2 separate regions of the Homo sapiens genome follow, and region 1 is linked to region 2. The links are chromatin contacts, found by Hi-C or POLR2A ChIA-PET in ENCODE. All regions are on one chromosome and are shown on one strand. Each heading gives the region's core, a stretch centred on a gene start or an enhancer-like site at or near the end of the contact. The rest is flanking DNA. Distances are from core to core; before and after follow the strand shown.

What was found. Hi-C counts contacts between places; a loop is a spot of excess contacts on that map. ChIA-PET counts read pairs that join two places held with the same protein, here RNA polymerase II (POLR2A). Pooled maps may share reads with other maps.
Region 1: a map of GM12878 shows a loop between it and region 2 (5-fold over the local background). The contact joins the promoter of SMIM26 here to the enhancer-like site in region 2. A Hi-C loop is called at or near these places in 8 of 168 maps with a recorded cell type or tissue (CD4-positive, alpha-beta T cell, Caco-2, GM12878 and 5 more), 32 of 37 single-sample maps with no recorded cell type and 17 of 50 pooled maps. POLR2A ChIA-PET finds 5 or more read pairs at or near these places in 1 of 52 experiments (OCI-LY7).

Annotation. Positions count from the first base shown.
Region 1 is chr20:18,566,014-18,568,713 of GRCh38, forward strand. It overlaps SMIM26 (small integral membrane protein 26), which reads left to right and starts at 1,419. Exons shown (of 2, transcript NM_001348957.2): 1 at 1,419-1,583. The coding sequence starts at 1,466. RefSeq lists an enhancer at 1,107-1,206 and a silencer at 1,270-1,552.
Region 2 is chr20:18,411,040-18,413,739 of GRCh38, forward strand. DZANK1 (double zinc ribbon and ankyrin repeat domains 1) reads right to left here. Exons shown (of 21, transcript NM_001367614.1): 13 at 1,607-1,814. Among named protein-coding and RNA genes, the nearest start is that of LINC00851, 33 kb to the left of the region's middle. RefSeq lists an enhancer at 1,543-1,592 and a silencer at 2,463-2,512. Within about 2 kb of position 1,417, at least 4 of the 41 ENCODE cell types and tissues checked have a DNase peak (open chromatin) inside an H3K27ac peak, as active enhancers do; they include GM12878 and OCI-LY7, where a contact is called at or near this core.

The sequences.
Region 1 (2,700 bases), core at 169-2,668, 150 kb after region 2:
GTAATGGTCTCTTATTGTATTCTTTTAATGTCCATTTCTGTGATGACTAATGATGCTACTGTGCTTATTGGTCATTTGTATATCTTCTTTCGTTCTATTCAAATTTATTGCCTGGTTTTTAGTTGGGCTGTATTTTTATAACTGAGTTGTAAAGCGTCCTCATATATTCTGGATCCAAGTCCTTTTGTTAGATATATGTTATTATGAATATTTTATTCTGTGGCTTGGCTTTTCATTTTCTCAACTGTGACCTTCAAAGAGCAAAAATTTTAATTTTTTTTTAAAAGCCCTATTTATCCATTTTCGCTTTATGCATATATATATAAAATGAGATGGGGTCTCACTATGTTGGCCTTGCTGGTCTGGAACTCTTGGGTTCAAGCAATCCTCCCTGCTCTACCTCCCAAAGTGCTGGGGTTACAGGCATGAGCCACCCCGCTTGGGATGCCTTTTTTATTCTAAGAATTCTGTGCTTATTCCAAGATGGCAAACATATTCTCCTGGTTTTTTTCTAGGCTTATATTAAATAGTTTTAGCTTTTACATTTAAGTCAGCGATCCATTCAGAGTTAAGTTTTTTATCTATTTCTGTAGGGCAGAACATCAGTTTTTAAAGGGTGGGCAAGGTGAAAAGAACCCTGAAGGATACCAGGGAAAATGATGTTTCTGAAGCCATGAAAGGTGCAGGTGGGGTCAGTGGTGGCAAATGCTTTCGAAACCAAGTTTGAGTGTGGCTGAAAAGTACTTAACGTTAATTTACCGGGCCTACCTTGTGCCAAGCACATCACACTTGCTCTTAAGTTGTTCAGTCTATTGAGGGCATCTTGCTTTAAAAAATGTATGCATAAGACAAAAGCTGGAGGTGGTCGGAGTCGAAGGAGATTTTTTGTTTTTGAGACATGGGCACGTTTGTATGAAGGATAAACGTCAATAATGAAGATGGGGGAGGACTTAGGGTGTCAATGAGGGGAAAGGCCACTGAGGCTGGAAAAAATAGTACCCAGAGCCTAGTGGAGGGATTAGCTTTGGCCTGGAAGTATTTAAAGTTCACCCAGAGTTCCGGAAAGAAAAATGGAGGAAAAGAAGAGTTGCGGGGAGAGACAAGCGGTATCCCTGCAAATCTGAAAACTGGAAGAGGAATTGGAAGTAACCTTTTCGGATACCGTCTGGAGCCCACGAAGGCATTACAATTTTGCAAGTGAGAAGCTTCTCCTCTAAGTTGTCATTTAGTCCTCGTCACGTGGTAAAAAGTATCGCACGCCCACAGTTCTACACCCGAAAGTCCGGACACCTGAGCGACTTTCCGGGCCAGAGGCCCCAAGGTGCATCGGGGCAGAGCCGGAAGCGGACGCTGAAAACTGGCGGCTCCTTAATGGTTCCGGCGGCAGGGACCGCAGCGACGCCCTCACCGGAAGTCCCGCCTCTGCCGTGGGCCTGCGAGAATCGAGGCACTCGCTGGCGTACCCATGTATCGAAATGAGTTCACGGCCTGGTACCGGCGGATGTCGGTGGTCTACGGGATCGGCACCTGGTCTGTGTTGGGCTCACTGCTTTACTATAGCCGGACAATGGCGAAGTCGTCAGGTAGGGCTCTTCGGCGGGGCCTGCCCCGGAACACACGGCCTTCGATGAGAGTTCCCCGGGGGTCATGGAAACAACTTCCCTGTCCTTTAAATCCCAGGTTTATTCTGCAAAACTAATTGAAACGGGTGCTAACAGCCGTTTGTTATAATGGAATCTGCAAAGAACTAGACTCCAGGAATTATTAATACCTTGTAAATATTGTTTCCTAAATCTGAATCATTTACTGGATAGGGCCGTCCCCATATTCAGAATTGGAGGAATCTGTGTAAAGTGCAAGGTGGACTTTCAGAGACTCTGGCCGGTGATTTTTAAAGAGTGATGCTTCAGTACTACTGTCCCTCATCGTATATGGCGAGCAATTTCAGTACTTTTAGCAGCCAAGGCGTATTAAAATCTTCCAGTTACTAAGCGCAAAGGGAGAAAAGTCTCTCAGCTTTGAAAAATATGCTGGAAATCTGTAGAGACATTAAGTTGATTAGTGTGGTTGCTAGGGGCTGAGGGGTTGGGGAGTTGGGGAATGACTGCCAAAGGTATGGATTCCTTTTGTGGATGAAAGTATTTTTAAATTGATTGTGGTGCTGGTTGCACAAATCTGAATATACTAAAAACATTAAATTGTATATTTTAAGTGGGTTAATCGTATATGTTAATTATATCTCAGTAAAGTTGTTGTGTAAAAACTATGCTGAAGATTACATTTGGTGATGAAGCTGTCAGTGGCCTGAAAGTACATGTGTCCAGCATTAAGCATTTAAAAACATTTTGGCCGGGTGCAGTGGCTCACGCCTGTAATCCCATAACTTTGGGAGGCCGAGGTGGGAGATTGCTTGAGCCCAGGGGTTCGGGACCAGCCTGGGCAACATGGGGAGACCCCCATCTCTACCAAAAGAAAAAGAAATTTTTATATATAATATTTTATATTTACTTTATATGTAATATATGGTAAAAATACTTTACATTTATATATAAAGTAAAAATATTTTAATGTCCATATTTATGTTTTCTTTCTTTCGTTCTTTTTTTTTTTCTTTTTGACAAGGTCTCACCCTGTCGCCCAGGCTTGAGTGCAGTGGCATGATCTCGGCTCACCACAACCTGCGTCTCCGGGCTCAAGTGA
Region 2 (2,700 bases), core at 167-2,666:
TTCACATTCTGAAGAAAGATCTCAAAATCATCACCCTAATCTTTGACCTTAAACGAGGAAAAGAAGAGCAAAGTCAACTTAAAGTAAGAAGAAAGAAGGAAATCATGATGAGAGTGGAATTTAGTGAAATACAGAATATAAAAATAATAGAAAATCAATAAAACCAAAAGTTGGTTCTTGGAAAAGATCAATGAAATTGATAAACCTTTAGTAAGATTGACCAAAAAAAGTGACATCTCAAGTTACTAGAATTAGAAATGAAATAGGAGATGTTATCACCAACTTTATTGAAATAAAAAAGATTATAAAAGAGTATCACAAACAACTGTATGCTAATAAATTAATCAGATGAAATAGATAAATATCTGGAAAAACACAAACTACCAAAACTGATTCAACAAGAAATAGAAAATCTGAACAGACCTATAAAAAGTAAAGAGTAATCAGAATTGCCCACTAGACAAACATCAGATCCAGATAGCTTCACAGGTAATTTACCAAAATTTAAATAATAGTTAATACCAATTCTTCATAACCACTTCAAAAAAAAAGAAGTGTTTCTATAAGGCTACCATTATCCTGATACCAAAATCAGACAGACAGTAGAAGGAAAGAAGAAAACTGCAGACTAATATCTCTTATAAATATAGACACAAAAGTCTTCAAGAAAATACTAGCAAACTGTCTTAGTCCATTTGTGCTGCTATAAACAAAATACTTGAGACTGGGTAATTTATAAAGAACAGGAATTTATTTCTCACATTCTGGAAGCTAGAAGTCCAAAATAAAGGTCCCTGCAGGTTAGGTGTCTGGGGAGGGCCTGGTCTCTCTGCTTCCAAAATGGTGCCTCGTTGCTGCATCCTCCAAAGGAGGGCAACGTTGTGTCCTCACATGGAGGGAGGGCCAAAGGACAAAAAGGGGCCTTAACTCATTCCCTCCAGCCCTTTCATAAGGCACTGATCTATTCATGAGGGCTCCATCCTCATGATCAATTTCCAAAACGTCCCGCCACTTAATACCACCACAATAGAGATTAAATTTCAAAATGAAATTTGAAGCATGTAGCTGGGACCACAGGCATGCACCACCACAAATGACTGCTTTAAAAAAAAAATTGTAGAGACAGGGTCTCACTTTGTTGGCCAGACTAGACTCAAGAGATCCTCCAGCCTTGGCCTCCCAAAGTGCTGGGATTGCAGGCATGAGTCACCACAACTGGCCCAAATTATAGACTTAAAAATAGTCAAAATGGTGAATTTTATGTTATTTAAATTTTACAATTAAAAAAAGGGATAATGGCAGATAGCAATAGCACTGTGCACTAACAACATGCCGTCACGACAAAAGAAACCCACATGCGCCATGTGACTGAGGAACTAGACTACAGGGCTATGAGCTAAAACATCAGAATACTGAAAGTTTAAGAAGGAGCTTACAGGAAGAGCTTCTTTTTCCAATACAAAGAAAATTACTTGAAAAAGAGGAAAAGAAAGAAACTTACTTCTTACACATACAAATAAATCTAAAAGGAAGAGAAAATGAAATGTTCTTTCACAGAAAGAGTGAATTCCCTCCCGACCAGAAGAAAGGGCATCCTCCCCCTTACCTCTTCCTGGGCTGATGGCTGTCAGGAGGGGTTTATGGTCACTCATTTTCTCCTGCCTCTGCTTTTGAGAGGCTAGTTCCTGTTCCTTTTTTGCTAGCAGCTTGCCAGATGGGTAGAAGAGGCCAACAGTCTGTGTTCCTATGTCCCTCTTAGTCCCAACATCAGATCTGGGCAAAGGAATATTCAGGGACTGCCAGGCACATCGGGGCCATGCGTGAGGCAGAAGACATTTTTAAAATTAGAATATAATTTAATCAATCTTGCATTTTACTTATAGAAAACAACTCTAATCAGAATAAAAAGTATCTCAAGAAAAGTGTACTTGGAACTAATAGGGTTTTCCAGCCTTTGCCTCATCTTCCTTGCTCCTGTCTTTCTCAGCAACTTCCAGCCTGATCCAGGATTAGCCATTTATTATCTAAAAGTCAGCAAATCAAGGGGTGTTTGCCGGCCTGCTTGATGCCTGGAAGATATCTATCCTTTTCAGCTCTGTAATCCAATAGAGCATAGACTTCACTACTAATCCACACTCAGCCACTGGTCACCAACATTTTCTCTAACATACTTTCCTGCATCTAAACCTGGGGACCTGAGAGGACTACCATGAAAGGTTGTGCGTTGCACAACGTCACTGCATTCAAAGTAGTACCATTCATATGGTGAACATCATATATTTGCATATGTATTAGGGTAATTTTTCTAGTAGAGAAACCAGTATATTACAAGCAATTTCCAATAGATGGCAGTCAAGTGTCTTGAGAAAAGAACACCTTTGTTTCATTTGCACAAAGGAATAAGGGCTAGTGGCAGTTTAGGATTTAAATCTTTCAAACTGGGTTAAGAAAGCCATGAACGGCTGGGCATGGTGGCTCATGCCTGTAATCTCAGCACTTTGGGAGGCCACGGTGGGTGGATCACGAGGTAAGGAGTTCGAGATCAGCCCGACCAACATGGTGAAACCCCATCTCTACTAAAAATACAAAAATTAGCCGGGCATGGTGGCACGGGCCTGTAATCCTAGCTACTCAGGAGACTGAGGCAGAAGAATTGCTTGAACCTGGGAGGCAGAGGTTGCAGTGAGCCAAAATTGCACC